Linked DNA regions of Mus musculus: regions 2, 3, 4 and 5 are each linked to region 1. A link is a loop called in an ENCODE intact Hi-C map of the cell type or tissue named here. Cell type or tissue: heart. All regions are shown on one strand. Region 1 has its middle 21 kb from the start of Gm46666. Region 2 overlaps Plce1 (phospholipase C, epsilon 1). Region 3 overlaps Plce1 (phospholipase C, epsilon 1). Region 4 overlaps Plce1 (phospholipase C, epsilon 1). Region 5 has its middle 29 kb from the start of Gm46666.

Evidence for each region. Hi-C counts contacts between places; a loop is a spot of excess contacts. Peaks named below come from ENCODE experiments on the same cell type or tissue, not always from the same donor. Only the 100,000 strongest peaks of a DNase experiment are listed, where the experiment ranks them.
Region 2: a loop joins it to region 1, with 2.7 times the contacts of the local background. A loop is called at or near these places in 3 of 42 quality-filtered maps.
Region 3: a loop joins it to region 1, with 2.3 times the contacts of the local background. A loop is called at or near these places in 2 of 42 quality-filtered maps.
Region 4: it touches region 1 in a loop (2.2-fold over the local background); 2 of 42 quality-filtered maps call a loop at or near these places.
Region 5: a loop joins it to region 1, with 2.2 times the contacts of the local background. A loop is called at or near these places in 4 of 42 quality-filtered maps.

What each region holds. Positions count from the first base shown.
Region 1 is chr19:38,476,594-38,481,593 of GRCm38, reverse strand. It overlaps a transcript of Plce1 not described here. Among named protein-coding and RNA genes, the nearest start is that of Gm46666, 21 kb to the right of the region's middle. In heart, CTCF peaks have their summits at 615 and 2,324 (motif pointing right); DNase peaks (open chromatin) are centred at 593 and 2,373; H3K4me3 peaks cover 1,723 bases; H3K27ac peaks cover 1,589 bases.
Region 2 is chr19:38,553,344-38,558,343 of GRCm38, reverse strand. All of the region lies in intron 1 of Plce1 (phospholipase C, epsilon 1), which reads right to left. Among named protein-coding and RNA genes, the nearest start is that of Plce1, 32 kb to the right of the region's middle. In heart, no CTCF peak of the experiment used is centred here; a DNase peak (open chromatin) is centred at 2,753.
Region 3 is chr19:38,530,270-38,535,269 of GRCm38, reverse strand. All of the region lies in intron 1 of Plce1 (phospholipase C, epsilon 1), which reads right to left. Among named protein-coding and RNA genes, the nearest start is that of Plce1, 8.6 kb to the right of the region's middle. In heart, no CTCF peak of the experiment used is centred here; no DNase peak of the experiment used is centred here.
Region 4 is chr19:38,564,355-38,569,354 of GRCm38, reverse strand. All of the region lies in intron 1 of Plce1 (phospholipase C, epsilon 1), which reads right to left. Among named protein-coding and RNA genes, the nearest start is that of Plce1, 43 kb to the right of the region's middle. In heart, a CTCF peak has its summit at 2,509 (motif pointing left); a DNase peak (open chromatin) is centred at 2,994.
Region 5 is chr19:38,426,894-38,431,893 of GRCm38, reverse strand. No RefSeq gene overlaps it. Among named protein-coding and RNA genes, the nearest start is that of Gm46666, 29 kb to the left of the region's middle. In heart, a CTCF peak has its summit at 2,394 (motif pointing right); no DNase peak of the experiment used is centred here.

The sequences.
Region 1 (5,000 bases):
ACACACAGCATGAAATGGTGAGCCGAGGCCAGGGTAACCCGGTGACCTCCAGCCTCGCATTCCGCAAGGGATGGCTGCCCCGGCTGTCTTCCTGGGAGGCGGGAGCCGCTGGCTGGGCCACCAGGTACGCCGCAAAGTTAGGCTGCTGCCCGGGAACGACTACAGCCTGGAGAGCACCCAGCCCAGCTCTCCGGATCTGCGGTCCTCGGGGACCAAGCGACAGAGTCGCAAGCTCACCTTAGATCTCCAGCCAGTCGTGCGGCGGGGCGGGAATGCCGCGCCCCTGGGGACCTGGTCCACTCGCGTGCGTCCCCAGAGTCGTGGAGAGTCCGGGCCACCGAGTGTCAGCAGCACAGCCGATTCCCAGGAGCGAGCAGGAGCCGGGCAAGTGCCCGGGAGCACAGCGGGGCGCGCAGCCGCCGTCCGCCGCTCCAGCCCGCCGCCCCCGCCGCCCGCCCGCGCTCCGGGCGCAGCCCGCGCGTCCCTCGCCCCAGCAGTGCGCGCTGCCCGGAGCCGAGCGGAGCGGGGCGGCGCGGCGCGGGCCCCCGCCCTGGGCCGGGCTTTCCCAGAACTCGCCCGCGGGGTGAGAGGCCGCGAGCGCCACCGCGGGCCGCCGGGCGACCAGGGGAGCGGCTAGTGCCTGGCCCGCCCCCGACTCGGCTGGATGGGGCCCGCCCCCACCACCCTGCCACCCCACTCTAGCAATCCGGGCGACCCCCGCCAGACCCTCCTGGCCAAGGAGTCCAAGAGCCACTCTCTTGTCTCAGATCCAGGAGGGAGCGGGCTACAGCTGCGATGGATCACCTTGCTCCCGGGAGGGCGGGAATTCTGCACACCTCGGGTGCAAGAGGTCCTCTCGCACTGCGTCCCCTCCTGCTGACCATCCCTGGGTGACAGATCGGGAGACTGAGGCCCGAGGTTACTACGTGACTTGAGCAAAGTTACTCTAGTAGGTGTGGGCGGTGAGACTCTCATCTCTAATTCATCCATTCATTTCGCGAGTACTTGTAGAACGCTATCTATCGTTGTGCCCCAAGACACCCCTCTTGCTGTGTGTGACCACCCATGCCTGTGACCTCTTAAAAAGAAAAAAACCAACTGAGCCTGTTTGGTTTTTTGAAGCAAATCTGGAGATTTTCACAGCTGCCAGAAACTGCCGGCTTTGCATAGAGCGTCCTTGGCTACTGGCAAAAGTTTTATGCCCTGTCTGCAGTTAGGAGAGCCAGAGACCTGGAGAAAGCCCAAACCTCCTCCCGTTTGCCTAAACCTGTGCCTTCTCCTTTGTTGCCTGCCTGTTTTGCAGATACCACAGGCTTGACATCCTCTCCCACATTCAACTAGGACCGATTCTTTAGGGCCCACATCTCAAGTCTGTCTTTTCTATGGACCAAATCAACCCTCCACACCACAGCCAGTCATTCTCCTGCACAACTTTAATTAATGCAGAGATCTTCAATATTGCCATACTAACTCCCCATCTTGTGAGGAGGCCACCACGCCCTAGCCAGAATGAGCCACACAGAAGGATGCATCCAGCCCTCATCCTTCCCCAACTGTACCTGTAACTGGATCATGGCTGCCTCCCACAGGTTCTTGCTCAGTTTAGGTCCTTCTTAAACGAGATCTCCCCTCCTTGGAGCCTCCAGAGCACAGGAGAGGCTGGAGCAAGAATGCACAAGACAGCCAAAGAATTCTACCCATAAGAAAAATCTGCCAGCCCGATCCTTACACTGTTTTGCTGTTTTCTTACCACTAGGATTTTAATGAAAACTAATGTTACTGCTTCCCACTAAAGCTGGTTCAGGAAGGGTTTAGCAGAAGGCTTTGGGGGAAATTCTTTGTTCGTTAAGTATCAAGATTTTCGTTTTAGACCAACAACAAATAAATGGTCATTTACTCCAACCATAGACTTGGGCAGGTAAGTGGCGAGGTCAGCAAAAATAGATAAGCTGATCGGGCTTTTATTTAACGTAAGTATTACACCCTGATTTGTATAGCTCATTTAATGGATCTAGCCATCCAGATATCATCATCACCTGGTACCCCCAAACTTGTGGCTGGTTGTCCTTTCTTTTAAATCTGATGTGGGAATCAGATTGCTGCAAAGTGGTGGCTATCTAGGCAGTAAACATCAAACCCTCCAGCTGAGCCTATGCACTACTGAGACCCAAGACAAATGTAGGTCCCATAAGTAGCAAGCTGATCACCCAAGTATGGTGACCTGCAGGCTCCACCGGCTACAGCTACATAGGGTGCCTTTCCCAAATCTTTGCAAAGAGAGTGTCCAGATCAATGTTCCCTGCTCACTCCCTCCGTAAATGCCACTGGAGGGAGCCTAGTCCCTGAGGCTGCCTCACCGCTTTGGAATGTCTGAGCTAACAGTACTTCCAGAGAGCTCATTGCTCCCTCTGAACAGCACTGCCCAGACTTTCTGGAGATTTTAATTCACTCCGCAACCTCGCCAACAGTTGCATACAAGGTGCCTTTTTTTACACCCTGCTTTCTGTTCAGTCAAACATGCAGACCATCTCAGGGGCACAATGGCTCCATTCAGGGCTCTTTCAGAAGTACAGCGTATAACCTCTGCGCTGTGGGTTGCTGCCAGCCATTATCTGCAGGAAAAAAGACTGTCAGATAAAGCGCCTGAGAATTGGAGAAGCGCTGGACAATTTCCATGGAAAATTCAGTTCAGAGAAGCAAGTCCGCATCTCAGTACAGAGGACCATTCTGCTCAGTAAATAACAACAGCTTCCAGAAAGGATACCGTTGAAATTGTATCTACATTTAGAGCATCAGTGTTGGAGACTGAAGAAGAAAGCGCACCATCTTTTTTTTTAATTGTTAGCAAAAAGAGCACTCAATGGAAATGGACTTAAGTGGGAATCCTTAAGATTAAGAATTTAAGTTGTAAAAATCGTTTCCCAGAAGGAGGCCGGCCCTACACCCTTTATTCTACATACTTCAAGAAGAAGATGGGCCCTCTTGTCACACTCAACAAGCCAGCCATTGGCTAACCTGCTCTTAAACAAATCCTGAAGCTGAGTGTTGCATGGTCAGTACAGACTACTACAATGATTTATGTTAAGCAGCTGGGGGCAATGTGTCTACTGACATCTGAGACCCTGGGAGGCTGGGAAAGGGCTGAAGAAGGTACGACCTTGCTTTATGAGACACCGGTTCCTCCCCCTCCGGGTCACTGACTGCATAGATGGTGCAGACAGACTTTCCAGTCTGCAAATAGGTTAGAGAGTTCAGACATTAAGAGAGCCTGAACCAGGTATCCTAGAGTGGCCTCATCTGTGAGGTCTGATGAGGCCCAGTTTCTTCACTGATTTTTTTTTTTCCAACTGGAATCTTTGAGCTGATTTACAACCAACTCCGTTCTTCAGTGGCTCTGCGTTTGATTCAATAAAGGAATTAAAATCAATAGTGTTTCAGTCAACACTAAAGAGGAACTAATACACACCAAAGGAATTCTTTAAGTAGAAAATAAAAGGCCCAAACTGGGTTGTTGTTGTGTGTAGTTTTGTTTTGTTTTGTTGTTGTTGTTGTTGTTGTTTTTAGATTAATGAACAAGAAATTCCTTCACTAATGCCTGTATGTCACTTTGGCTAGCATTCCCAAACCCTGTCATTAATAACGACCATCTTAAACCCAGCCTGCTCTCAAACACTCCTGCCAGAGAGTAATTGTGAGGTAATAGCAGCCACCCAGTGCTCACCATTGTGACGATCTTGTCTGTCTTCACTCATGGAGGAATCATGGAGCTTTGTGCAGACTTTGCTTTATTGGTGTTTATTTAAATAACAGTTTTTGCAAGTCCTGTTTCCTCTTTGGTGTGTTTGCTCTGGGTACCAGGATGAGGGCAGTGCACAGACCAGTCCGCAAAGCTCCCACCTTCCGGGTACTGATATTCTGGCAGGAAAGGATCTAAGTAAGTCCAGATGCAGCATAGCAAGCAGAAGGTGGCAAATGCACTCCTCTGCTTCATACATACTATGTTCCTTTGCCCTGCTTGCAGACATGACATCTGAGTTGAGCAGTGGTTTAGAAAAGAAGTAAACAACTCATCTCCCTTTCTCTTCCTCATTCTGTCCCCCTTTCCCTTTCTCCCTCCTCACTTTTTATAAAAGATGGGGCAGACTGGAGAGATTGCTCAGCAGTATCTACAGTCCTCACTGGGGACCCAAATTCAGTCAGGCAGCTTGTGACTAGTTCCAAGGGGTCTGACATCTTCTTCTGGCTTCTTCGGGCACTAACAGACATGTGACATATTCACACACACACACACGTTTGCATGCTCATGCACACATGCACAAAGCACACACATACAAAAGCACAATGAGAAGAAAACAAATCTTTAAAAAGAGATAGAAGATAATTCTTTAAACAACAACAAAAAGAGAGAGAAGCAAAACTTCCCAATAACTGATAGGTTAAAAAAATATTAACAGAAATGTAAGTACTAGAACTGAAAGATAATAAAAATAACAGCAAACTACATACAAAAAATGTTGGCTGTATATAAAGCAATCTTGGCAGTAAACTATAATTTTCTAATAGATGTATTTACCAGAAAAGAATAAAGTTTTACAATGAGTTATCTAAGTATTCAGTAGGAGAATCTAGCTACAAAACAAGACAAACAAGGAGGAAATAAGACATACAAAAACTTCAACTAAAACTAAGTAGAGAACTAAAAAGCAAAACCTAGAATTTTTCAAAGCAAACTATTAGTAAGACTAAGTTTTAATACGCAGAAGTAAAGTGAAGGAATAATCATACTGCCTATATTTATCAGACAGTTACTTAATGCCAGCTACAGTTCTAAGCACTCGGCAGGAAGTCACTCATTTGACTCCCACAACAAACCTATGAAATAAATACTGCAGCGATTCCTATTTAAGTGAGAAGAAATTGGGGCACAGGAGAATGAAGCTATTTGCCTGGTTCATTAATACCTATAAAAAAAGCCAAGTAGTTTGATTACAAAGTTTCTA
Region 2 (5,000 bases), 77 kb before region 1:
CCAGGCAGGTTGTTTCAAAGAGTTCAACAGCTGAAGGGGCCTCCCCATAGATAGCCATCTCTAGGAGTTGCCCATAGTTTCCATAGCAGCCAAACACCCTCTCTTTGTGGTTCAGACTGCTGGTCTTCTCAAAGGATCATAAATTAATTGGTTTTAAAAATCATTCATTAAAGGCCTTCTTTTATTTTGTAAGGCCCTGCCCCAGTTCTGAATCACAGAGATAATTAAGGATGGTTTGCAGCCTTTGAAGAATGCACAGTGTCAAGGTGAATACAAACAGTGCAGCAAGCTCTCTGCCTGCCGCCTGACCAGAGCACAGAAAAGCCAGATGTAGTGGCTCACACTTGCAATCTCAGCACTCAGGAGACTGCGACAAGATGGCTGCCACGAGTTCCAGGCTGACCTAGGCTATTATGGGAGTTCTAAAACAGCCTGTGCTATGGTGTGAGATCTTAACTCAAGACAACAACAGCAAAGCATATAGTGAGGCATGGGGAGGGGGATTTTGTTTTGATATGTCAATCTAGAACTGGAAGTGGGAACTCAAGGGCCATGCCTCTTATCCAAAAGGAAATGAAAGCAGAAACAGCATGAGTTCCAACTTATAATGCAGAAGGCCAGGAATGAGTGTGGATCTGGGAGTAGAAAATAAAGTTGTTTTATCCCAGCCAGCAAGTGTCAGGAGTGAAGAGTGATCCCAGTTCCAAGAGGTCACAGGGGCAGAAAAGGGTACATGAATCAGCAAGCCAGTGCATCCCAAGGGTCTGGAACTAGAGTTGTGGATAATGAGATGCAGGAAATCATAGTTCAGTGACCAAAGGAGACAAAGTTCCAGAATCTGTGTCAACTAAAACCAGGTTGAGTGAGAAATAGGGAGACAAATGAAATCATGACCTTAAGAGATGAACTAGAAGACCTAAAGATGAATGGCTTCCCTGATGAAGGCTGAGTGGGAACTGTAGTCATGGCTGCCATGTGTTCCCAGCAAAGAACAAGGATAAGAAAAAAATTTCAGATCATTCTTCAAGGAAATTACAGACCAGATCATGAAAATCACTGGCCCCTCACCTCAGGCAATGCTCAGGGCTCTATCAAGATCCAATTGCAACTGAAAAACTCTTCAACCCCTACTGTGATGTCTTCAAAGCTCCTCCACCTTCAAGATGCAGGAGTATACCACAAGCCAGTCACACAGCCATGGGCAGTACTCAGCACTTCTACCACAGTTGTCATTTTTAATTAATGGAAGCTTCCTTTTCAGATAGAAGCCCAGAGAGAGGGTAAGTAACTTGCCCAAGATTATTCCTCAAGAAGACGACGAAGCCAGGACTAGAGCCACTGCTTCCAACGTCAAGGGCAGAGAGAGGATGAATGCATGCATGCTTCCTCGATTCACCTCTACTTTGGTATAGTTCAAGACCCCAAACAAGAAAGGATGCTGAACCCACAGCAGGCTGGGTCCCCTCACATCAAATAACTTGATCAAGATAGTTCTCCATAGACCAATGTGACTTAGACAATCACTCATGGAGACTCTTGTCTTCCCAGGAGATTCTATGTAGTTGAGTTGACAATGAAAACCAATTGCCACACTAACTAGCTTCTGATCTCATCAATATCATCATTCTGAGTTAGAGACAAGACAAAGATATTTTATAGGGACATAAATGTGTGATATATAGAAACACAGGGGCAAGGTGACAAAGTACAGGCCAAGTCAATAGCTGTGATGTAATCAAATCAATGCAGAGGCCTCTGCTGTTCACTTCTGAATTACCTCACCTGCCTCCCCACTCTTAATCCTATATCTCTGGGTTTTGTTCAGTTCATATTGTCCACCGTGGGACCTTGGTACATGATACTCTGTCTGGAACACACCATCCTCTTCTAATCCCCCTTGATTTAACAGCCGCTGCTAATTTCCTAATACTACAGAAACCTCACTATTAATATTTCTTCATTTGCTTGTTTATTGTTTTTGTTTTGTTTGGGATTTTGTTTGTTTGTTTGTTTGTTTGTTTGTTTTTGAGGTAGTATCTCTCTATGGGCTCCTGGCTAGCCTGGAACTTGCGGTATAGAGTAAACTGGCTTTGAAGTCACAGAGATTTGTCTGTCTCTATAGCCTGAGTACTGGAATTAAATGTATGTACCACCTATGTGTCAGGCTCTATTTTAAGTGTTAGTCTAGAATGAGATATGAGATAGCAATGAGATATGGCAATACTACAGCAAGGACTTTAACCTGTATCAGCCACAGAGACATAGCCATTCAGTTATCTCCTCCCAGGAAACCAAATGTCCACCTTTCCCAGAGCAGATAGAACTTCCACACACAGAGACATGGGGATCCAAGATGTCTATAGTTAAAAACAACAGTGCCTTACAGGAAAGAGGCAGAGCTGGAGAAAGTGATGACTGAAGCAGACATGCAGGGAGCGCTGCCAACAAGCAAGCATTTGAAGGGGAGGGGCAGGGGCGGGGGCGGGGGTTGAGGAAAGAGGTGTCCAGGTGGGAAGGGACTGAAATTGTTTGGGATCTGGGCTGAAGGTAGTAGGAGGAAGGGTCTGCACATAGAGACCAGGGAAGAAAGGAGAACAATGTAGAGGGGGGAGAAGGAGGGAGATAGGATAGGAAAGGAAGCGAGGACACTAGGGAAGATGGGTATTAGGCTATCTGGTAACAGCACTGCATGTTTTTATGAGGTTCAGAAGTGCAGCGTTGGGACTCCTGTGGTGATTCATGTACTTTCCTGGAACCTGATGTGTTGCCAAGATCTGCTGCAGAACACCGTGGTCTGGAGAGTGGATTCAGAAATGACTGACTGTGTTGTTCAGCAGCCAGCTCACAATCTGGGAAGGATCTTCCAGAGGTGGAAGGTGGACACCAGCTCCCAGAAGCCCAAGACACTCAGATTTTCCAACTTTCTCCTTAAGGGCTAAGAAAGATGTCACTGAAATCTAAAGAAAAGCCAAGAGACCAATAGCTAACATACATTGAGTATTTCATATCTACCAGGCACACTGGAAATTAGGATATGCTCATTTAATTCTCCCATGAGTCTGACCAAGTATATGCAAGATGTGTAACTAATTAACAAAAATACTCATTGAGGTTAGCTTATAAGGAGGACTTTTTTTTTTTTTTTGAGTTGGGATCCAAACTCAAGCCATCTAAATCCAGGGCTTATACCCAGAACCCACAGCTCAAAATGACAAAAGCTAACCTACAAGCACTCAGTGCTTACCCTGTGAATTAAGTAGTATAACAAATTCTATGTATTTGTTAACTATTTTATTCCTTACAAAACTGAGAGCTATTCCTCCAAGGTCCTGAAATCTGCACAAAGGCACATGGCTGAGAATGACTTCCAGTCTGGATGGCTTGCCTCAAGAATCTGCTCTTAACCCAGTGATTGTGATACACTCATTTAATCCCAGCACTGGGAAGCAGAGGCAGTTGGATCTCTGTGAGTTTGAGGCCAGCCTGGTTTGCAGAGTGAGTTCCAGGATAGCCAGGGCTACACAGAGAAACCCTGTCTCAAAGGAAAAAAAAGGTTCTACTCTTAATTCTTGTGCCAACCCTTTCACATGAATGTCCCTCCACAGAATTAACCTCTATACTTTAGTTTTTAATGTGCTACAAATTAGATAGCTCTAGGGGCTAAAGACGTAGCTCACTGGATGGAGCCCTTGCCTCCTTTGCTCTGTTGTGATCTGCACCATTTCTCTTAAATAACTATCTTCCCTGGTGTCCTCACTTCCCTTCATCTCCCTGTTACTTCTTCTATAGTATTCTCCCTCCCCTCGCTTCCTGGTCTCCATGTCTAGGCCACCCCTCCTAGTTATCCTAGTGTCCAATTCAACTCCATTGCCAGCACCAGAAAAACAAATGAGCAAAGAAACAAACAAGACAGATAGATATACAGAACCAGGCAAAACAATAACACTCTCAAGACTATCATCACCTTTACTTTTTATGTATTAATTTACATGTATGGGTTTTGTCTGCATGTGTGTCTATGTACCACAGATATACTCAGTGCCCTGGGATCCCATGGGACTGGGGTTAGAGATGGTTGTGGACTGTCATGTTGATTCTGGGACTTGAACCCAGGTTCTCAGGAGGAAGTGGTGCTTTTAACTCATATCGTATCTCCAACCCCAGCACTACATTTCTGTTAGTAACTATAAAAGCTCACTTCTCGTTGGCTAATGACTTTCTCTCGACAGAAGAAAACACAATTGTGTTATCTCCAGGACAGGAGCCCAATCTGTAACAATCTTCCTGCCCAGCTGGTTTCTCCAGTTTGTCTCGGAGAGAAACAAGACTGGGTAAGGTTGCTCACCCCAAAACAAAACCAAAAAATGGGTTTTGCTTATCTCATGCCACCCAAACATCTAGCACCTTCACCCATGGCTTCCTCGCCACCAAAACTTCAAAGGCAAGTATTCCACAATCCCTTCAGTCACACAGCAAAGAAACACAGAAGTTCACAAAAGCTGAAAAGGGGCAGAAGAAAAAAAAAAACAGACTAAATCTGGTAATTGTGCCCAGGTTCATGCTAGCATTAATGCATCCCAGCTGCAAAAAATATTTCCTACTTTGCAATCAGAGAGTCCAAGAGTTCAATATAAATTCACTAATCCTTGTAATTTTCTTGTAAGGCAAGCCACAGAGTACTCATTTCTTCAAGGCACAAGGAAATGAAATCTTGCCAAGTTCACAAAACTAAGAAACAGACATTTAAAGCGAGGGAATCTTATTTCTGATGCTCTCCTGTATTCTTTGAGCTTATTACTTTCCAAATGGCCACAACCCTGAACACTTCTATCGGTTGAGAACTTTCTCTAGCTGCATTTCCAAAAATGATGATGATAACAATGATGTAATCCGTCTTCACTGAGTGTGTACTGGGTGATAAGTGTTACGCTCATATACCTACCACCACTTAGGACTTACAGCCACATTAGGAAAGAAATAACATGGCCACCTCCACTGCA
Region 3 (5,000 bases), 54 kb before region 1:
TCAGGGAGAAGTAGAATAGTTATCTCTCAGCCCCAAATTGAGGGTAGGAACTTAAATCAGATGTCATAGGCTGGTGAGCTTCAAGAATCAGGAGGGCATGTGTAATTTATAATAGGTTAAACTACACATGCAAATTGTATTCAGAGTTTCTGACAAAGAAGCCACAGCTGCCTTTGTGTGTTATACTCAATGTGAACAAAGTCCTGGGCTAAAGTGATTTCTTTAGGGGCACTCATCAGTTAATGGTGTGGGAAGCCACATGTGCCGTTGCTGAGTGGCACTGACTACTGCTGGCCACCACACATAAGATTGGACAAACAACCAATGTGTACATATGCAGGAAAGTTTTTTGCAAAAACACTGCCTGGCCCAGGCATGATAATGAGGTTCTGTAAGGCACTAAGAGAGTAACCAATGGGATGTGAGACGTGCAAATGAGATATGATAATGAGGTTCTGTAAGGTACTAAGAGAGTAGCCAATCGGATATGAGACATGCAAATGAGATATGATAATGAGGCTCTGTGAGGTACTGAGAGAGAGTAGCCAATCAGATGAGGAACATGCAAATGAGGCTTAGTGCATAACCAATCCGGGTATGAGACACGCCTCTCCTAGGCCTATAAAAGCAGCACCAGTTCTGGGCTCGAAGTCTTTTCGCCTCTGCAATCAAGCTCTCCCAATAAACGTGTGCAGAAGGATCCTGTTGCAGCGTTGTTCTTGCTGGTCGAGCGCGCGCAAGATAATGGCAGAAATGGAACTGGCCTTTTGGCCTCTTCAGAAGAGTCCAGTCTCAGGACTATTGTCAAGAGTACCCGACAAACTGAGGAAATCGGCCAAACACCTTCCAAACCCCAAGAATGATCTTTCCAACGTAAAGCAATGTCCTTTGCCCTGAAATCAGAAACAGGATTCCTCCTGGTCCATACATAGACTGCCTGGTTAAAAGCGTTTGTGTTGGCGGGGAGGTCCTGTATGTCTGTCTGTTTGTCTGAAGAGCAGAACAAAACTCTAGAAGGAGAATTCTTTTCCCTGTCTCCCCTTCTGGAAAGCCTCCCAGAGTTTTTACAGCCAATTGAGAAAAGGTGCCAGAGACAAAGAGACTCATATCTGACCCTTCTTTGTCTCTCTGGCCAAGTCTGAAGAGGTGAGAGCATGCTGTCTGGGTTCACAGGCCTGAAAAAGATCCCTTTTGAATTTCAGTGGAAAAATCCCAATTCTGTTATAGGCAGAGCACAAAATAAGCTCCTTTTGTAGCTTTGTCAAGAAAAGGCTGGCTAACAAGCCTGCATGCAGTGGGCCTGTAAAGGAGAGAGAGTGAGACAGAAAGAGAGAGAGACAGAGACAGAGACAGAGACAGAGACAGAGAGACAGGGAGACAGAGAGAAACAGAGAGAGAGAAGAGGAGAGAGAGAAACTGAGCCAGGGAGATAGAAAGACAGAGAGACAGAGAAATGAAGCAGAGTGAGAGAATGGAAGCAGGTATAAGTTGTATTCCTCTATTTGTAATCCAGGGAGACACTCAAGAATTATGTAGAGGAATTGACTGTCAGAGGAATTCTGACTGTCAGAGGAATTCTAGACCAGGGTGCAGGGTGGGAGTCAGGCTAGCACAGAAGACCTCTGAGAGGGTGGGACAGAAAGCCAAAGAAAAGGTAGATAGGGAGTGGCCAGGTGTAGACCAGTCTCTTCACCTGAAAAGTAAAAATTCTACTGTAAGGCCGAAGAACAAAGGCTGGTTTTGCCTTTACAGCACGCAGGCTCCCCTGTTCCGGCGTGGAAGCAGCTGTAGACAGTGTGGAAAGGAACGAGGGTGGCTGCACTCCAAAAACCTTTATTAAAATCTTTGCCAGCAGGGACACTTGAGTTTTATATAATTTTCACATGCTGTAAAATAGTCTTCTTTAGTTTTTTTTTCAACCTTTAAAAACTGTAAGAGCCACTCTTGCTTGTGTTTTAAGACTATCCTTGCCAAGGTTTATGGGACCCTGTGGAGACCATTCTCAAACAATGATGATAAACACAGGCTGTCTTAAACCCTTGTTGCCAGGGCTGGGACCAAAAAAACAAACAAACAAACAAACAAACAAACAAGACACTTGAGAAGCCCAGCATTCAAAATTTAAGGAGGCAGTCACTGGAGAGTATAAGGTTGCCACATGTGAGGCCTCCTTAAGTTTTGCACCCTGGACACCTTACATGATTCACCACAGTTCTAGGTTATGTGGCACCTGTGCATGACAGAGTATTTTTATCATGAAGCAATGACCTCCACCCAAGCTGTTATGATGCCCTTCTGGTGGCGTGCCAGAAGGGCACATTCAAACTATGACTTCCCAAACATCCTTCTGGGAAACACAACTTGTTTAACGAGAAAAGTAATCTGTGTAATAAAAATTCGTGAGGGTGAATGGGGAGAGGAGACTGCAAAGCGGTGCAAACTGCCCTTGAGGGTCATCTAGGGTGCAAGTAAGATTCTGGAGAACGACTCACAATAAAAACTGCTGCTTGTGGAGCGACATGAGGAAGATTAAGAAGGAGGAGAAATAAACTGGTGTCTAAAGGAAATATTTATCAAGTTCCACGGGTATTAACGTTATGAGCCATCTTTGCCATGTTCTATATATATATATATGAATATATATATGAACATATATATATAAATATATATACCCATATATATTATCATATAGCTGGTTTTATATGTCAACTTGACACAAGCTGGAGTTATCACAGAGAAAGGAGCCTCCCTTGAGGAAATGCCTCCATGAGATCCAGCTGTAAGATATTTTCTCAATTAGTGATGGAGGGGAGGTTCCTTGTGGGTGGTGCCATCTCTGGGCTAGTGATCTTGGGTTCTATAAGAAAGACAGCTGAGCAAGCCAGGGAAAGCAAACCAGTAAGTAACATCTTTCCATGGCCTCTGCATCAGCTCCTGCTTCCTGACTGCTTGAGTTCCAGTCCTGACTTCCTTTGGTGATGAACAGCAATGTGAATGTGTAAGCTGAATAAACCCTTTCCTCCCCAACTTGCTTCTTGGTCATGATGTTTGTGCAGGAATACAAACCCTGACTAAGACACTGATCATGGACTTATGTCTAGAATATATAAAAGAACTCAAAATGAAAGACAACTCAATTTTAAAATGGACAAAAGAGACCAGGGTTGTTTAGTAGTTGAGTACTTGTCTGATATGTGTGGGATCCTGGGTTCAGTTCCAGGATTTGACTAGAAATTTCTCCATAAAAATGCAAAAGGCTAACAAGCACATGAGGAAATGCTGGGAAGGAATAACTATCACAAAAACACAAATAAAAACTATAAGGAGACTATCACTTCATATCCAAGTAGGATGGCTACAAACAAAGACAGAGACAATCTCAAGGCCTGCTGGGGTCATAGAGACATCGGTGCATCATGCCTCACTGTGGGCATGAGGCAGATACTTGGAGGAACTGTCTGCTGACCCCTGAAAAGGTCAAACGTATAGGTATACGCACGTGCCACCACTCCTAGGTATACACTGACAAGAACCGGGAATGTTCGTTTTCACAAAAGCCTGTGTTTGAATGCTCACAGGGCTGAGATTACAGCTCAGTGCTAGAGCACCTTTCTGGCATGGAAAAAGCCATGAGTTCAATCCTTTACCCTTCAGAGAAAAAACAAGTACACAAAAGCATTACTCAGAGTCATAGCCTCAGAGCAGAAAAGGCTCGATGTTCAGCAACTAATGAGTGGATAAATAGATAAATACAATACAATACAATACAATGGCACAGTAACAAAAAAAAATCATGAAGCATTAATATGTGCTAGAGTGTTGATTGATCAAAAAATACTGAGGCAAGTGAATTAAGCCACCCCAAAAATATCATATACTCTGCAAGTCCAGGTGTATAAAAATCTACAATAGCGTATTCTATAGAGACAGGAAGAATGGTGGATGTATAGGATTAAGGAAGAGGCTAAGGCAGGTGGTGGTGATGCTAAAGGGCTTAGGGTTTCTCTTAGGGCATGAGAGTGTTCCAGACTGACTGGTGAAGGTGCAATCATCTTTGAATATAAGTGGGTAAACTGTATCTCAACAAAGCTGTATAAAAAGAGAAGACATCGAGCACCCTTGCGCCAACCAAGGAGATAAGGTTTTGTGCTTCAGAAGAGAAGGGGCACTTCCTATTCCTGAGAGACCTGCAGCTCTTGGTGTTGCTGAAGGCTGAGAAGGGTTTTTGCTGAGCTTTCTGAGGGTTTGAGTGGCTAGAGTTTACACAAGGGAAGGGGTTAGAGTTTAGGCAGGGACCTAGGATAAGGGTCAGGACTTTGCCTTCTTGAGGTCTTCATGTATCCAGACCACCAAAGAGAGCATCATGTGGGTTTCTTGAAGCCTTGAAGAGCTGGAGCATGAGTCAGCTCTCTGACTCTGAGAACAGTTTTTCAGGGAAGAACGAGCCACCAGTGTGTCATGGAGGGCAGAAGATAGTCACACCCAGCCCTGCAATGATGCTTCAAGTCCCTGAATGCTGAATCATTTGGTCACCAGGACGGAAGCCTCCCCACCACCCTAAGATGTCTCTGAACCTCACTGTCTGCTGTCTGTATGTTCCCCAAGAGGGAAACTCCTTCTGCTCATGACTATGGCAATCAATCCATGGTATCCCAAGGTCCCAGCCAACAAAGTGCAGGGCAAGGATGAGACCAGGCCATCACCTGATGGCATGTCCTTCCTTGCCCACTGGCTCAGATCATTTCCAGGCTACATACAAATGGCCATTCCAAGAGATGGCTCTATGAAGCTGAGATCTCCATTTATGTAGGACAACTGTAGCAAAGAAGGGAAAGTCCTAAGGCTGATCCTGCCCCAGCATCATAAGAGTAGCAGAAATACATACCAGACTCTCAAAGCAGAGTCCATGTGGAAGGTTTTTACTCCACCTTTTATCAGAACCTAGCCAAAGAGAGTAACTACAGAGATAAGGAAATAGATGCAAGGTGAGTAGTTCCATC
Region 4 (5,000 bases), 88 kb before region 1:
TTATATTTGGCTTGGGCAAGGGATTTTTCATTTTTCTGGAAAGTTCTTGGATTGGCTCTGTTGTAGAGAACTGAAGATAATATTTTTTACACCTGCCGCTTTCGTAATGGAAACTGACAGTTCCAGCAGCTTCTTGGGATTAAACCAAGAGAAATAAATATATCTGGGAGCTCTCCTTAATATCACATCAGATGCAGGCTCCAGGGGGACACTGATGTTTTCTCATTTCAAATAACGCTCAGCACTGGAGTCTGGGGTGGCAGAGCTTAGTAACCTCAGATTTGCTCCAGTGACTTTATTTTAGTATTCTGATAAAAATATCTACTCCACTCAAGTGAAATTTGATGACTCCCCTCAAGTCCAAGGACAATCTCTTGAAAGAAAATACAGCTTGGAATAATTTTTATTCCTCCCCCCAAAAAAGAGTTAATAGCCACCAATACAGAAATACTGAAACTGTCTGCCCCGGGGTGAGTGTTTTGGAAATCACATGTAGTGATACACCCCCACAGAACTACAGCCTGGGGTTCTGACTTGTCCCAGACAGATAACATACCCAAGTAAGTCTGTTCCAAAAAAGCTCATTTTCTTAAAAATAAGACTACCTTCCACAGAAGTCAGGAACTTTTGAAGACCAGATTTGGAAAAAGTATTAAATATGAAACATGATAAGTACTCAATATGTCCTAGGCCTTACCAACTTTTAAATAAGAAAGAGACAATGTTCAATATGTCGTTTGTGGGGCTTGGGGGATACTGTTAATTTGCATGGAAAACCATAAGACAGTGGCAAGAGTGGAGATCTAGAAACTTTACCATCACCTTCTGAACAATGGATTAAACTGATCTCCAAAGGGCGACTGTTCTGTTTTGTTTATTATAGAGCTGGAGACCTAATCTAGGGCCTGGTACATGCTAAGCAGATGCTGTACCAGGGAACCAGGTCCCCAGCCTGAGGGGGTTTGAAATGCTGAAAGTCACTAACATCACTCGTGTGTGCTCGTTTCTACACGCGAGGGTTCTAGGGACTAAATCCTGCAGAGCAGTGCTATGCTAAATTCCTGGGAAAATGTTTCAACATAAATTGACTTATCTCATAATGGCGTTTATCAAAAACTTCAAAATCTATAAGATTTGCTTTTCAATTAAAAAAAGTATATATGTCTCAAGGGCCTGTATATTGTCTAATTATCCCTCAAGAGACAGAGGTGACAACCCCCAGCACAAACCGTTAATGTTTTAAATAAGGTTTAAATGTCCTTAAGTTAATTAAGGAGACCCGTAAGCTTGCACACTGACAGGAATAAAGAGGTTTGTATCCACTCTGATTAAGGTCTGCCACCACAATCCTTGTTTACTATGAACTTTAAACACCTCTGCTTCGAGTTCTTTTGATTTTGGAAACTGGTTGAGAGATCTGTGATGTATGGAATGTGAATATAATTTTTATTACTGTTATCATGTTTGTGTGTGTGCATGTGTGCAGTGTACACACACTACGGAGTGTATGTGGAGGTCAGGGGACAACTTTTGGGAGTGGGTTGCTGAGATCACACTCGGGAGGTCAGGCTTGTGCGTCTCTATCGCCAGAGCCACTCAACAGCCCATCATTCCCTTTTCTTTTTTAACTTAAAAATGAAGTCTTTATCCACAGACATTTTGTCTTTGCATCTTCATCTTCCAGAAATGAAGTCTCAGAAAGCGCAAACATGTAAGGCATGGAAATTCTTAGCTGTAGGGAACTGACCTACATACTGTAGGAGGATTAGCAACTTCCCCCTGCTCACTAGATATGAGTACATAGTGCCTGTCAGCTCATGTCGCCAGATGTTGCCCAAGTGCCAACCCAGGGTCAAACCACCGGAGCTGAAAGGAACCAGCTAACACTAATAATATTCAAGGGTGCTTCTATGCCGTAAGCATGTGCAGCTCGGCAGCTATAACATGGTTTAAAAATATCAGTGCATGGTAAACACATGTGCATAGAAAGAGTTTGAATGTCTATGTAAAGTATTATTCAGGAATACAACTGGACAAGAGGAGACCAGGTGTCCCTTTATTCTTTATCCACTCATATACTCTTTTAGCTGTTTTCTTCTCAAAGCCACACTTTCTAGAAATGACATGACATACAAACTTGTGGGAAGACTGTGTTCCCAGGGCAGCAGCTTACAATGGAGGACAAAGTCTTTAGAAAATGACCTTGGTTAGCACAAAGAAAGCCCCTACTTGGCAGTGTCCAGCAACGCTCACAAGATTCTACAGCTGCCAAAGGCTGCTCCCGGCTCCCTGGCCTCTAAGAGGTTAAAACCATCATCAGAGCATGACGCCAGGGGTGTGGGGGGTGGGGGGAGGGAGTTTGCTCAGGTTTGACAGCCATCCTCTCACTGTAGCTTTTCCTAAGGATTTTCTGTTGCTTCTCCTCCCCCTCCTTTTGCTCCGAGGGAGAGACTCCAGCAATCCTTCTAGGACTCGCTGAAACATTCAGTTCTATTTCCATCTACTGGTAGGAAAAAAGAAAACAGTGCACTGCCCTGCGGATGAGGCAGCAGGACCCTCAGATCCAGAGCTCCCCTGGGCACCTCTTTTATGGGACTCTCCCGGGCAGAAATGGTAGCAGTTTAGCATGTAGGTGGAGAACTATAGGCTCTAGGGTCTGAAGGATGTGGATTCTGCTTTCAGACTTTACCACTGACCAGCCAGTGACATCAAGCATCCCATTTACCCTCCCTGAACAGCTGTTTCCTCTCCCATAGAGCCAGGTCCTAATGCCTCTATCTCATAGTGCCTCTGGGGGAAAAAATCTAAATAATTGAGAGTTTAGCTTGATTCAGGAAGTGGACACCAACTCTTCTTGCCACACAGTAAGTGCACTGGCTTGCACCCAGTTACAATATGAGGCAAAAAGTGATGTTTCAGAGGAAAGGAACTTTTGATAGCAGGATACAGGCTCAGTGTGGCCCTTCATCCTAGGTCATGATGCAGGTCCTTCCACATGCCTGGTCTCTCCCATTTCCCTCAGGAAGAGGATATCACCTGCTGTCCTAACAGAAATGCCAGCATATTTGTCCCATGACATGCCATGTTTCCAGTCAGAGGCCCCAAGTACTCCCTTTACTCAAGGGAAGGTAGACTCTGCTAGAAACAGCTGGATACCATTGCTGTTATCACTGCAAGAGCCAGAGCCAGGGTTAAAGTCAGAACAAGCTGTCACCTTTCCACATGAATGGCTCCCCAATATGGATTTGCCATCTAATTTTACACCAATTATATTTTCTCAAGTAAAGCAGCATGAAGAGCAATTCCTAGGAAGAGAAGATAAACGCCAGCATCCCAGAGCTGTAAAGATAATTTGCTGCTTCTGTGTGTCATTACCATCCACCATTGGGAAAGGATGTCACTGTCTCCTACACTGTGGTGGACAATGATAGAACAGGCTCAGGCTGCCCTGAAGGGTCTCTGAGTCTAGCTGGAGAAGATGGCCGGTCCCCAAATCATTAGCATCCAGCAAAAGTGAGCTCAAAACCACACAATACAGCATTCTGGGGAAAGGCAGACTTCAGAAATGAGGATGGGGTTTGGGAACTCTGTGTGTGTGTGTGTGTGTGTGTGTGTGTGTGTGTGTGTGTGTGTGTGTGTGAGAGAGAGAGAGAGAGAGAGAGAAGTGGGGGCTCAGGCGAACATGTGCCACTTGCTAGTACCCACTGAGCCATCTTGTCAGCCTTGTTTCCAGTTATTCTCCCTCCCCGGCCCCTCGCCACCCCTGGTCCGAAACCAAATATATTTTTTATTGAATATTTTCTTTATTTATGTTTCAAATGTTTTCCCCTTTCCAGGTCTTCCCTTCAGAAACCCTCTATCCAATCCCTCCCCCTGCCTCTATGAGGGTGCTCCCCCACCCACCCACACACTCTAGTTTTTCCGCCCTGGCATTCCCCTATACACTGGGGCATCAAATAACCTCAGGACCAAGGGTCACTCCTCCCACTGATGTTCAACAAGGCCATCCTCTGCCACACATGTGGCCAGAGCCATTGTTCCCAGTTCTTAAAGGATAAGATTTAGGCCAAGAGGAGAAAGGAGAAAGGGGCAAGGGAAAAAATGAGATTCACAGGGGACAAGAAGAGAGGCCAGGAAAGGCAGCACTCATATTATCCTAAAGGAAAACAGTGTGTACAGCAGACCCCACGATCTCAAGGGACACATTTTCTACTTGATAAGAAAGGACTAGAAATTGTTAATATAATTGCTTCACTTGGTATTTTGAAAAGCATCCTTTCGGAAAATCAATGCTAAGTTCTGAAAAAAGTAGAACTGATTGATGCAAAATTGTGATCTGAAGAATCGAAGCAATTAGCCTGGGGTAAATGGGCCAAATGTCATCTCCCAAAGAAGATCACTGTGAAGCAGACATGCTAAGAGGATGCTCTTATGTTGTAGTCAAATAATTATATTATGCTGTTATAACGCTCATTTCAAGTTTTCATTCAACAAAGTGACACATAAAATGGTTTTACTTAAAGTAAAACCTGACCAGGTTGACTAAAACCAGGACATAAAACAAAGGGATCTTGGGTTGCATGTCAGCCCCAACAGGCAGGTTAACATGGTAAAAATGCTATAGGATGAAGACGATAGTATTATGATTTGTTAGAGTAATATCTGCTGTGGGTGAGGTACGCAGACCACAGCATCAAATATGCCCAGGAGTGCCACCCCTGACTTAAAACCTTCAAGGGAGTGAGCAGAAAGAGTCGGTGAACTGAAACAGTTGGCTGGCTCCTCTTCATCGAGTGGTGGAAATTTCTGGCATGTACTGTCCTCTTCACAGTCCCCTATCCACTCTTTCTGTATTTCTGTCTCCCCTAGGCACATCTCCGTTTCTGACTTCCTTCTGTCCATCGTCTGAGAGCTAACACAAGACCCACTTTCCTTGACGCCACTCAGGATAAGCACCCATCCTCACTGAGCTCTGCTCGACTTCAGGCATAGCACGCACA
Region 5 (5,000 bases), 50 kb after region 1:
CTATGGGGCCCATTCCTATACAAAGCACCACAGGGTCCCCAAAGGCATTTTCATGAAGAAGACTGCTCCCCAGAACCCCGTTGCCACCCCCAGCATGGGCAGCACCTCCTGATGAGGCATTCAGATATAAAAGAAACCTGAGGAGAGCTAAGCTTCCCTTCCCCCCCTGCTCCTGACTATCGAACCTTGTTCCTGCTGCAGTTTCTCAAGCTTTGCAACCTGAACTAAAGAGCAAAGGTTTTGCAGAAACCCAGCAGGCCTACAGAGCCAGCCTGAGACCACAGAGGCATCCAGCTTTGTGAACTGAGCAGATAGAGGACTCTATGCCTCTCTAGCTTGCAGAAGGCTCTTATTGGCCAACCACCACGTCAGTCATTCTAACGAAACCCTTTCATAGCATATATACGTTCTCTTGGCTCTGTTCTTGTGAGCCCTACTCAACGTTGTGACTTTCCCATTGGCAGAATATAGAAGGACTCCCATTTCTCTACGTCTTCACCAAGGATTGCTCACATGTGCCATTTTGACTATAGCTGTCCTAATACTGCATAAGATTCCTTGGTGCGGACATCCTATTAACACACAGAGTTGCTCTTGCACTCTGTGGCCCACTAGGGAGCTCCCTGACCAATGGGATAGACAGCCCACTAAGGAAGTACTGAGAGCACACTTCCAATGCAGCTCTTTTCAATGAGGATGGGCCCCTACAGTAGGGAAGAAGCTGGGTGGGGGCGGGGCCGCTCTAACTGGGAGGTGAAAGGCTGTAATCAGGGCTGAGTCTGGGCTTTGTAACATGCTTCAGCGAATAAGAAGATGCACTGTTCCTCCCCAGCATCCTATAAAAGCTGGTTATGGAAGTGAAATGTTGACATCTTCTCTGTTCAGCTCTTCCTTCCTTCCTTCCTTCCTTCCTTCCTTCCTTCCTTCCTTCCTTCCTTCCTTTCTTCCTTTCTTTCTTTCTTTCTTTCTTTCTTTCTTTCTTTCTTCTTTTTTTTCCTAACAGTACTGGAGGTCAGCAAAGGACTGGCAGGGACTCCACATTCTCTGCGGTCGCGTTGGCCTGTCAATAAATGAGAACATAATGAAACAAAACATCTAATACCATAACACATCCAACTTATAATGAAATACCTCTCTGCCGGTGCCAAGTTGTTCTCTTTGTGGGCACATAATGATGATCTAGATTTATTTTCGGGCATCTGATCATAATGAAATAAACCTGGACCGCTTTCATTTCCTTACTCAGCTTCCAAATTCCTCTTAGGTAACTCACTAGTTGACTGGTATGTCTACTGGGAGAAGCAGACCAAACACTCAGAAACCGGAAACCGGAAGTCTAAATGGAGGAAGGAACCAGCACAAGAAACATTGAGGGGACAGGAAATTTAATTCTTAATTTGTCTACACTGTTTTGGTTTTTTTTTTTCCCTCTCTCTTTCTAGCATGTACACATGTCGCTTTAATGGAAAAAAGAAAGTCATTTCACTCCCAACTCTTAGTTTGAAAATGACGTTCTTCCGTCAGATCAGCTTAACAACTGAGATACTGTGGGGGCTGCCTGCAAGGACATTGGCAGCCAGAGATAGCTGAGTAACCTCTTGTTTTCCACAGACTTGACTCCAAGAATTTGTCTGCATCGATGTCAGGAAAGAAGAAAAGAGTGTGGCCCAGAGCGTCACCCTTCTTGAGCAGGATACAGGATGAACTCTGTGGCTTAGTTCATGGTAGATGCCACTGGGACAATGAACGACATCCCAAGAGCGGGCCCGATTCCCGATTCCCCTGGCTGTAAAGACACGGAGTGGGGTTTATTGAGTCATATGGCAGCTCTAGTCATTATTTTCTGCATAGCCACCAGATCCTTTTCCATGGTAGCTGCAGCGATTTACACACCTACCCACAGTGAGCCAGGCTTTCTTTTTCTCCATACTCATTATTGTTGAGTTCCTTTCTAGTATCAAATCTTTTTGTTGTTGTTGTTTTGTTTTGTTTTTTGAGACAGGGTTTCTCTGTATAGCCCTAGCTGTCCTGGAACTCACTTTGTAGACCAGGCTGGCCTCGAACTCAGAAATCCGCCTGCCCCTGCCTCCGGAGTGCTGGGATTAAAGGCGTGCGCCACCACTTTTTTGAAATCAAATCTTTTTTGAAACAGGGTCTGCTGTGCAGCCCAAGCTGGACTCAAATTTATCATCCTTCTACCTTGACCTCTCTATAGTGATGAGATTACAGATGTAATCAATGGATGATCATTTCAATCAAGATTAAAAAGACGACTGGAATTGGGCGGCATTTCGTGAATGATGTGGAAACCGAATGCAATGGAAGTTATTTCAAATTTAAAATTAAAAAGAAAAAATAGCCCCAGGCTATGCACATCTAGGCAATCTAGCTCTCAACCACAAGGGGGAGCCATTGGATCTTTTTAAATGAGCTGATAACACTCACCCCTCAGGGCAGTGGGGACTATGAAAAGGTAGAGTTGTGAAAATGGAGGGGTAGTGGGGATCACCTTCAGTTACTTTAAATCTGAATGGCTGCTGGAGGAAAGTGCGACCAAAGAATTCTTGTTCAAATCAATTCTAAATCCAGGCCATTTCTACATTGGGCCTTGGCCTCTCTCTTTGCCCTGGCAGTGCAAAAGGGGGAAGCTTGTAGTCAGCTTTCTTAGTTCACTTTTTTAAAGCTCAGGCGAAATCAGCCACCTTAGTTAGAGAAAAATCCTTCCTGCCGCTGCTTCTCCTCCTCTTTCTCTTCCTCCTTTCTTCCTTCCTCTTCTTTTTTCTCTATAACTTTTGAACACATTCCCTGAAGATGCTCAGTAAGGGCTAAGTAGTGGGAGTTCAATCCCAGGCCCTGACTCCTGAGGCAGGTTCTTTTGCTCCACTGACTTTCTCCTGCACATACTCACAACCAGGCAGGTTGTAGCCAGGTGACGGGGTGTCTTATCAGGTGCAGTGCCTGTGTGCAGGGCATCTTTAATTATGACCGACATCTGTACCGCATGGAAGTGTGAAGGGGCAGCAGCCACACTCTCCCCAGGAGTCGGGTTTACAGGTGTAGCTAAAACTAGCTGTGAACACTAAAAAAAATCCATCTACTTAACAGGAAGAAAGGCTGTTCCTACATGCCTCTCATGAGGCCACAACAGTGAAGTCATTTGCCCTCTGTCTTAGAGTTTTGTTGCTGTGAAGAGACACTAGGGCCAAGGCAACTCTTATAAAGGACAACATTTAATTGGGGCTGGCTTACAGGTTCAGAGGTTCAGTCCATTATCATCAAGACAGGAAGCATGGCAATGTCCAGGTAGACACGATGCTAGAGAAGGAGCTGAGAGTTCTACATCTTGGTCCAAAAGCAGACAGGAGAAAACTTTTTTCCAGGCAGCTAGGAGGAAGAAAGCTCAAAGTGCCCCTCACCCACCCTACTCCCACCCTCACCCTCGGCACAGTGACACAATTCTTCCAACAAGGCCACACCTACTCCAACACCTACTCATACCTACTAATAGTGCCCTATCCTTGGGCCAAGCATATTCAAACCACCACATTCCACTCCCTGACCCCATAGGCTTGTTCAAACACATGAGTCTATGGTGGCCATACCTAGCCATAGCATAATCCAAAATACATTTAGTCCAACTTCAAAAGTTCATATAGTCTATAATAGTCTCACCAATGTTAAAAGTCCAAAGTTCAAAGTCTCTTCTGAGATTGATGCAACCTCTTAACTGTAATGCCCTATAAAACCAAAATGCAGATCATATACCTCCAACATCATAGGATATACGTTCCAGTATTCCAAAATGTCATACTGAGGAAATACTGGACAAAGCAAGACAGAAAACCAGCTGTGCAAACTCCAAACGCTGCATCTCCATGTCTGATGCAAAGCGCTCTTCATATCTCCAGCTCCCTTCATCTTTGTAGACTGCAACACACTTCTTTCTCTTGGGCTGCCTTGGCAGGTATTCCCATGCTTGGTGATCATCCCATGGTACTGGCATCTCCAAGACACTGGGGTCTTCCACTGCAACTAGGCTTCACCAATAGCTTCTCATAGGCTCTCTTCATGGTGCCAAGGCGCAGCTTCTTTGCATGACCCCTTCAGTCCTGGGCTGTCAACTGCAACTGAAGCTCTGTCTTCACCAATGCCTTTCCCTGGCCTCTCACAATGCCAAACCTCAGCTGTTCTCCATGCCCTCCTTCGCACCTTCAAAACCAGTACCACCTGGGTGACTCTTACACATTACCACGTCCAACTGCTGCATGAGCTACAACCTTGGCTATCTCTGGAACACAGCTTCTTTTGCTCTCAGAAAACACTTCCCAGAACACTTCCCCTCGTTGCTCCTTTGTGGCTCAGTGGATGTGAGCATGGCCTCTGACCAGCTCACACCCCCTTTACTTTGCCCTCAGAGCCCAGCTGCTGAGTGTGCAAATTGTCAAGGGCTCACGGGTTCTCCAAGCCCACTTCCTGAGTTGCTCTCAGAATGGAACTCCTACAGGGCATCGAGCCTGGGCTCTCCTGGCATCAGCCTGTACTAGACTCATAGAAACCCCATGCTAGCTCACCGCTGCCCTATCCAGTTTCCCTGTTGAATATACTCTAGTAAGACCTGGGCCCTCCCTCAGCCTGCCTCAGATTCTGCTAATCAAGCAGTAATTGTCCATGGCAACATTTTAGAGTTCAACTCTCTTGCCTACACAGAGACACCACAAGGATGGGATTGCCAACTGCACTCTGAACAGCCAGGCTCCAGATATCACTGAGTCATTTAACAGGGAGGGGTGTGTATGTATAGGTGTATGCTTGCGTATGTGAGTTTGTGTGTGTGTATGTGCGTATGTGTGTGTGATACACATTGAATTTTCTTTGTTTGGGGAGTGAGGATTGGTTTATTTTGAGACAGCATTTCTCTGCATAACTCTGGCTGTCTTGGAATTCTGCAGAGCTCAGACTCACAGAGATTCTCCTGCCTCTGTCTTCTGAGTGCCGAGATT